Regions from separate parts of the Homo sapiens genome. Here region 1 is linked to region 2. A link is an interaction called in ENCODE POLR2A ChIA-PET data of the cell type or tissue named here. Cell type or tissue: OCI-LY7. All regions are shown on one strand. Links, peaks and the distances in the headings refer to the core of each region. The heading gives the core; the rest is flanking DNA.

Region 1 (4,395 bases), core at 280-4,279, 120 kb after region 2:
GCCCCAGGCTTTTGCCGCCCACCAATATACTTGTCTGCCAATTCGAGGACTTACTGGGTAAGATTTAGGTCTCACTTCCAATTATTAAAAGAAGGGAACAAATAAAGGGAATTGCCTCTGCTCCAAGGGATATTCTAACATGGCTCTTGGAGTCTTCTAGACGTGCCCCAGCCCGCAGAGGGGGAGTAAGGGGAGAGGGCACGAGGAGGACAAGCGGAGCCCTGGCCTCAAAGGCACCTCTTAGGAGCCTTGCTGGGAAACACCGGGTGTGCCTAAGACAATGCCATGGGTGATGACTAAAAAGACAATCACAGAGCATGCAAAATAAAAATGATAACTTAGATGAGGCCTGTGAATTTTTAAATAGCACTCGCTGATGGATCAGCAGAATTGCATAGCTTCAGGGTTTAGTATTCAAATCCTGCATCTGGCTTCACATTAATAATCCATTACCATGTTCCCATTCAAAATACTGCATTTTCCCAGCACTTTGTTTCTGTTGTTCACTTTAAAAAATTAAGACACACTCAAAGTATCTATAATCTCACCCTAAGAAAAATCTAGGTACTTGAAAACATTAAGCTGTCATTCATATCTTAAGAGTCACCTATATCTGAACTACCTCCTCCACACGGGCATTCTGAAGAAAGAAAGGGAATCTGTGTTCAAGAAAGTAAGTATGCAATACCCCAACTCTAGGAAATTCATTCGACACGTGTCTGTATCAGACGCTCTGAGATGTTCTCAATTTAAAACCATCCTCCATAGATTACCTATTTAAAATCCCATGAAAAAACACTGAGAAATGAGGATCCCAGCAATTTTTTTAATCCAGCTAATATCTTTCAGTATAATTTTTTAATCTATAAATTGTGATTATAATTTTCACTCCTGTTGATAACAAAATATGTTTTAAGAAACCATGAGGCTTTATACAATGTAGACATAAAAACATGTTTTTTGAACCTGGGTCTTTGATGTGAGAGCCAATATTTATACAAACAAAATCTAGACTATCTGAGCAAAAAAGGAATGTAGAAATCATGGATTCCAACTCCCTGGTTTCACAGAGAAGGACACTGAGGCTGAGAGACTTAAGTGGCTTTAACGGCACAGGACATAAATGGTCCCATAACATCAAGTGAACAAAGAAAATGAGGCAGAAACAGACAGACACATCATTAGGAAGTGTAAGTGTAAGCAGAACATAACTCAATCATTAGTTGCTCTTTTTTTTTTTTTTTCTATTAAGGGCTTTAGTATCTGATGTTTGGGTCTTTGACTGTAAAATAGTCATGACCACAAACTGTCCTTAACACCACAAAACACATCATCACTCCTCAAAAAGAACCTCAGCCCTGTAACATAAAGGCAACTTTAGAAAACTGATAAAATAAACCACTTAAAGAGTAACCACTTGGTTTGTAAGTAAACTATTTGGTTTGGTTTTCAAAGAGGACTTCAAAGGGGCTCAAGATAATAGAAATCTGGGACTTCGGCATCTTTCGTCACAGGAATGATAGACCAACTACTATCAATCACCATTTGCTGAAGAAATATTTACAAATTACCTACTTTGTGCCAGGTATTGTACTCAGAGACCAAAACACAACAGAAAGAACCTGTAAAGTTACATTCTTGTCTTTTGGAGCTGGGGAGAAGACAGACATTAATCAAAATAGAAACAAAGATGTGTATAAAACCGAAAGGGATGAATGCCACAAAAAGCAAGTTATATGGGTCCAGGAGAAAATATAAGGGAGGCATTAGGATGGTCAGGGGCTGGGCACAGTGACTTACACCTGTAATACCAACACTTTGGGAGGACGAGGCAGGAGGGTTGCTTGAGGCCAGGAGTTCGAGACCAACCTGGGAAATACAGTAAGACCCCATCTCTACAGACAATTTTAAAATAAAAATTTGCCAGGTATGGTGGTGTACACCACCTGTAATCCCAGCTATTTGGGGGGCTGAGGCAGAAGAATCACTTTAGCCCAGGAGTTTGATGCTGCAGGGAGCTATGATTACACTACTGCACTCCAGCCTGGGCCACAGAACAAAACTCTGTCTCAAAACACACACACACACACACACACACACACACACACACACACACACACGCAAAAAAAAATGACGTATGGTCAGATAGGTCAGGGAAGGCTTCCCTGAGGAGGTGACAACTGAGCTGAGAGCTGAAGGATGAGCAGCAGGTAAATGGGTGAAGAGTGAAGAGGAGAGGGAGGCATATTACAGGCAGAAGGAACTGCATATGCAAAGACCCCGTGGTACCTGGAAGCAGAGTTAAGATGTGGTTGCAGCAGGAAAAAAAGGGGGCGGGGGTGGTGGCCGCATAGAAGGAGAAGAGGCAGAACTCACACTATAAAGGCCATCCTGAAATTACAGAACTTTCCCTTTATCATAAGGGTAATGGGAGGCCAGTGAAGGGACCTCGGCCTGGTAAACAGGTGAGTGGGACATGATCACATTTGCATTTTGAAAAAAAATCACTCAAGCTGATGAGCAAAGGGGAGACTGGGGCGGAACCAGTCAGTCTCTGATAAAAACAAATGTCCAATCCTATTCGCTGAATTCCTGGTATATGCAAAAAACTAGAGGAGGTCCTTACAAAATGCTCAAAGCAATTCTGCAAATACACTTCAGACCACAGGTGGAGCTGCGGCTGGAGAGAGGAGTGTGCTGAAGTCAAATGGTACAGACTCGCGACATCCTCCAGGCTGAGCCCAGTCGTCCACACGATGCAAATAAACATTTTGAGTCCCCACCTCACCCACCATGAAATTTACAGATGGTTTATTCCGGCATCTGTTTCGCATTGGCTATATTCCATGGTTATTGATTTTAGACTTCCAATTATCTCTGTATTTGAGCTTGTGGACTAAGACGTGTAAGACCCGGCACCAAAACCAAAACCATAAACCATTCCAAGTTGTCCTCCTAAAAATGAGCACTGGGCTTCTGGACTATCTTCCCCAGCAGATGCTAAGGATGGCAGAGATGAAATAATAGACCATCCACACAAGATTTTAATATCAGAACTTATCTTTCTAAAAACCACATGGAGCTTCTTGTGATTTTTTTTTCACATCTGAGACAATCTCAAAGTATTACATTTCCAGCTTTTAGGAGACAAAAATTGACTATATTTTATGTGGAGCTAAATTCCTTTCAACCAAAAGGTTGGGAAACAGTTAATGCATCATTTTTATTTTTCTATGCAGATCTACAAATGAGGACAGGCATCTTAGCTGGCCCTGGACTAGTACAAGTTTGGACAGAGCTGAGGCTGTTGGGTTTAATTTGGCCAAATAAAGGAACTCTCAACCCAACGAGCATTTGGTCCGCATAGCCGATTCACTTCATATTACAGATCGAGGACACCAGCAGTACTGTTTAGAAAAACTGGCAATGCTGTTTAGACAAACACCCCCGAGAAGACAGACTGTGGATAGGAAATGTGGTCTGTTGCACTGTTATCCTAGTTTTTTTTTTTTCCTTCTTCCTTCCCTCATGAGTGCTTTTCATGTAATTTTTACTCACGAAGTTGCCAGTGTTAATTTCTACAGGCCAAATTTGGCTCACTTATTCCTTGCCAATTCCACAGTGAAATTCTGTGTGCTTGTGGGTGTGTGTGTGTGTGTGTGTGTGTGTGTGTGTTTCCACTGAATTGCACCTAAAGCCAAAGGGATTTCTATGACCATACACTTGAGAAGAATGTAGACAGAATCACACTTCGGTGTCTCTAATGACAAAATCTGTCTCTATTAGCAAAAACAATCAAACCCTCCAAGCTGGCACAAGGCTCAACTCAACAAGATGCATGGATCCCCACAGAACCTTTACAAGGCTGTGACAGGGCGACCACAGAAAGGCCATTTGCATATTCTCCTGCACAGGAAAAATGGCAAAGCAGCATTTTTAAAAAATTTTCCCTCATGGGCTCCATAATTTAAATCTACCATTCATTTTAGGGAGCTAGGTTCAAATGGCAAGGGTAGAAAACAAAAATTTGTTTCCTATAATAATTCAATGCTGGTTCTTTTTTCTATAATTATTCTGAAGTGTTAAAAGCGGTGTATTTTCCCCTTCACTCAAAAGAGCTAATAGGGGAAGAAATTAGTAACTGTCAGAACCAACATATTTTATCATGGCCACCTCAGATCTAAACACTACTTAACTGTCAATTATCAAAATTCAAAGGTAGGATATAAATCTAAACCAAAAGATTAATTTGAGGCAACAATATTTTGTCCAGTTAGCCATTTGAGACCAATACCACTGTCACTATCGCAAGAATTAAGAAATCACAATATCACTGTCACTATCACAAAAATTACGAAAGCATCTGCCAGGCATGGTGGCTTATACTTATAATAC
Region 2 (4,395 bases), core at 93-4,092:
AAGAAAGCATTTTTTTTGTAATATAGACTATTTTTCTCAGGCAATGCCAATGACAAATTTCTAGAAACATTTCTTTCCAATTTTTCCCTTGACCTATGATATTTTTAACTTTCAACAATATTACAGAATTTGGGGTGGGGTGGGGACTGTATTTCCATTTTCAGGTAACAGGTGAAAGAACGGACATTATAAAGATATTGAATCAGAAGAAAAATAATTCATGCTTACAGGTGATTACAAAAAAAAAAAAAAACAAAACAACAAATGAAAACCCATCAGTGAAGGTTATATTTGGAGCTGTATGGATAAGGCAACTCTCAAGCTAAACTTTTCATCTTTTCTACCACTTTTTCAGCTTTGTTTAATTTTTTTTTTTTTTTTTCAGACAGAGTCTCCTTCTGTCTCCCAGCCTGCAGAACAGTGGTGCGATCTCAGTTCACTGCAACCTCTGCCTCCCGGGTTTAAGTGATTCTCCTGCCTCAGCCTCCTGAGTAGCTGGGATCACAGGTGCCCGCCACCACACCCAGCTAATTTTTGTATTTTTAGTAGAGACGGGGTTTCACCAGGTTGGTCTCGAACTCCTGACCTCAGGTGATCCACTCGCCTCAGCCTCCCAAAGTGCAGGGATTACAGACATGAGCCACCATGCCTGGCCTGTTTAATCATAATTTTTAGCTTTGCCAGAAACCTCTGCTAACAGTAGGAGATGAGTTAGACATGTGGCACCACTTTGCATGAGGAGCATCTTGGATTGAGATCACTCTGTGAGATTATAGAGACCAGGAGACAGCAAATTACCACCTTGCTGAGTAGCTGCAACAGAGGCTGAATGCCCCCACAAGTAGAAAATATTTACTATGTGGCCCTTGACAGAAAAAGTTTGCAGACCCTTGATATAGATTAATGTCTTCCTTTTAAAGATTAGAAAACTGAGGCCGGGAGCAGTGCCTCACGCCTGTAATCCCAACACTTTGGGAGGCCGAGGTGGGCGGATCACGAGGTCAGGAGTTTGAGACCAGCCTGACCAACATGGTGAAACCCCGCCTCTCCTAAAAACACAAAAATTAGCTGGGTATGATGGCGACTGCCTGTAATCCCAGCTACTCAGGAGGGTGGGGCAGGAGAATCACTTGAACCCGGGAGGCAGAGGTTGCAGTGAGCCGAGATCCCGCCACTGCACTCCAGCCTGGGCAACAGAGCGAAACTCCGTCTCAAAAAGAAAAAAAAAGAAAAAAAGAAAAAGAAAAAGAAAATTGAGCCTCAGCAAAGGGAAGTGTCTTGCTGTGGCCTGATAATCCCAATTACTGGTTGGGAATCAATTCCTTCCATGCCGAAACATCTGAAACGTATGTTTGTCCTCTCTGAAATACAATTAGGTAGATCCTGCAAAGGTTTCATTTAAACAATATAGATGGTGAAATGATGCAAGTCTGATTTTTCTAGACCAAATTAAATGTGCCAGAATGCAACTACAAAAACAAATCCATATCCTTTATATATATGCATTCTAGAACCCCCCCAAGCCCCAGGTGAGACTTATCAAAAACTGATCAAAGATTCTTCACATTATGAAAAGTTCCACAAAAAACTCTGTTCAACTCAATAATAAGTCTATATCTGACAAATACATAAACTTTAGTAAAATCTGAGCAAAGGCTTTGTTCAACCATGCTGGCAGGTAACCTGTTTTTAGACAGACACAAATCTACTAAATCAAATGGAACTATTAAAGGCCAAAAATTCTAAATGAAACAAAGATGCTACTGCTTGAGAAATATCAGATGTTAAAACGACCGGCAGGATCATCTTCTGTAAGATGATCATTGCCTTTATCAGAGAGGTACTTTTGAAATCAAGTAAATATGTAGCATCCATAACCATTTTAACCGGAGTACTTTTTCACTCCCCCTCCCAAAAGCGAATTTGAGAAAATTAAATTTGGCTTTAATTCATTAAGCTACTTTAGTCTCTCTGAAAACTTCTAATTTTAAAATCAAGTACTCATTTGATTTTCAAGCAAGGTCAAGAGAACAAGGCAGCCTAGCGCTGACATTACAGGGATATGCCCCACACTGCTCAGCAGTTACATCAATGTGGCGTGTTGCTATGGTGCCTGACTGTTAATTTCTGAAAGAAGGTGATTATAAAGCCGCCAGATGAACATCAATTGGATGACACCACTTCAGCACACAATACTGACATGCGTTACTCTTGTTTGCAGCAAGTTAATTTTATGAATCACCACTTTTGTGATGTGAATATTCCTTTCTAACTTTAAACCTACCAAGTCAACAAGAAACAAATAAATTTAAAAAATAAAAATAAGTTCAGCTTCAACAAACAGAGAAGAGTTTGATAATATTTGGGGGGGAAATGTGAACCTGTAGACCATTTCTTAAGGGCAACCATTTTTCTTAGGACCTCCAAAAATACACCACATATGTCCTTACACGCAAATAAATACATGTTTATTTGACAAATACAGACCAAAAAGCAACTGAATTAAAATGCCTGGAAGGCAAAAGACACAGCCCTGGATATAACTTCACTAATCACATTTGCATTTACCTTTTTTGGCTTCTGTAAAGCAATCTTCAGTTATAGTCACCTCAAAAGGTCACGTCTTACCCTGAAAACAAAAGAGAACATCAAAATCTGAATGTCAAGAGAAGTAGCAACCACCTCTGCCAAGGACAGACACAAGGAAAACAACAAAAGCACTCAATTCTATTTAATGGCAAATGACTTTCAGGGTTAATAAAAACAAGTCCCAAGAATCTCTACTTATCTGGACCATATGCCTTTGAGCTCTTCAAGACAACAAAATTGACTTGGTGGGGAAAAGTCAAGGTGAAACATTTCAAATGTTGTGTATCAACTTTTTCTCATCTTGTTGTCTATCGATTTATTTTCATGGAGAATAATATGTGACTCATAGGCCTCTGTTTTTGGAAACCAGACTGCCACTTGAACGTGTCTCTGTTTGGTTAATATCCACAACATCTCTTATTTCATTAAAGCAAAGACTTATTTTTTTCCCCTTTTGGAAGAGAGTTAGGTCTTGTAGACAAGATGCTTTCTGCCACTTCGGACCTTTCAAAATGAATGAAAGCAGCACCATTTTCACTTTGGGGAGGGGCAGGGAGTTAATTGCTGGCGAAAGCTGTTCACAGAATGTTTTTCTCTTACCATGTATCTACCGGAGCTACTAAGTTAAATTAAAAAGGGTTCATGTCACATGAAACAAACAATTGAAATCAAGCTTCCTAAAACACAAAGAAACCATGGAACACATTTTACCCCACATCCTACTCCTGCATCTGCATACTCCCGTATGCAAAACAGTGTTTAATCCTTTAAGAAACATTACAAGCTGCCTCTTTCTGCCCATGTAACTGGGATCAACATATGGCACGAGTGAAAAGAAAAACATTTGTTTATTAATTTAGATCAAGTTACTAAGAGGGTACAGGATTCATTCCATATCCATTGACCAAATGCTCATATAATTTTTAAGGTGGCGAAATCATATCATCATTTTACCAAAATGTTAATATCTTTTTGCTCACTCTTCAGAATAGCATGTAATGAAGTGGTTTAATTTTATAGGAATATATCCCTGCTCATCCCTCTGCTGTCAGCCCTGAATGTGGAAAGGCAAACATCATTGAGAAGAGTAAAATCTTATTTCACGAGGGCTAAAAATTTGAAAGTGGCACTTTGGTGTGTACTATCTTTGAGGAATTGATCCGAGGCCAATTTATGACATTTCCACAAGCAAGTGTATGCAGATTCTTGCCATTAAGATTGGAAAAAGACGCAGGCTCTGAGTGAAATCATAATTTTCATGTTTACTGTAAGAGGAAATTGGAGGTTTTCACCATAAATTTTCACCATTTGGGTGGGGGAAAACCCTAGCTCTGGGACTTAAAATTACTATTTTGCAGCCTGACCAAAACCTTTTTGTTTTTACACAAAACAATTCAAATTGAAAATGAAAATCGTGTGCTTTACTGCTGATGTATGTCCCCAAGATTGGTTTCTCCAGTAGTGAGAAGTCTATTTCAGGGCAAGCAACGATAAGAAAGAAAAACAGAGCAAAGATGGTCAGGTCCTCAAGGTAGAGCTAAGATCTGCAGAGCCCCACTCTACACAAATCAGAGCTCAGTAGATACAAAGCGCACACAGAAATTTCTACATCTACCACTCATCAAATCTTAAATGTAAAGCAAGTGAACTTTGGCAGATCCTACTCAATTCAAAGCAAGAACGCCTTTTCCTCTCTCCTTTTTACTTGAGATGTTCTCCAATACATGCACTGTAAACTAATTTATATGTTTATCTATTGAGCTGTGTCTATTTTTGCATGTTTGGCAGTCAGACCTATAGTATTAG

What was found. ChIA-PET counts read pairs that join two places held together with the same protein. Peaks named below come from ENCODE experiments on the same cell type or tissue, not always from the same donor. Only the 100,000 strongest peaks of a DNase experiment are listed, where the experiment ranks them.
Region 1: POLR2A ChIA-PET joins it to region 2 with 5 read pairs; 3 of 35 experiments call an interaction of 5 or more read pairs at or near these places.

The regions. Positions count from the first base shown.
Region 1 is chr3:71,414,474-71,418,868 of GRCh38, forward strand. The region is part of intron 3 of FOXP1 (forkhead box P1); the gene reads right to left. Among named protein-coding and RNA genes, the nearest start is that of MIR1284, 130 kb to the right of the region's middle. RefSeq lists an enhancer at 1-381. In OCI-LY7, for the core only: CTCF peaks have their summits at 2,675 and 2,876; a DNase peak (open chromatin) is centred at 2,658; H3K4me3 peaks cover 1,260 bases; H3K27ac peaks cover 2,134 bases.
Region 2 is chr3:71,297,252-71,301,646 of GRCh38, forward strand. It overlaps FOXP1 (forkhead box P1), which reads right to left. Exons shown (of 21, transcript NM_001349338.3): 5 at 2,569-2,629. All of the region lies in intron 3 of FOXP1-AS1 (FOXP1 antisense RNA 1), which reads left to right. Among named protein-coding and RNA genes, the nearest start is that of FOXP1-AS1, 9.7 kb to the left of the region's middle. In OCI-LY7, for the core only: no CTCF peak of the experiment used is centred there; no DNase peak of the experiment used is centred there.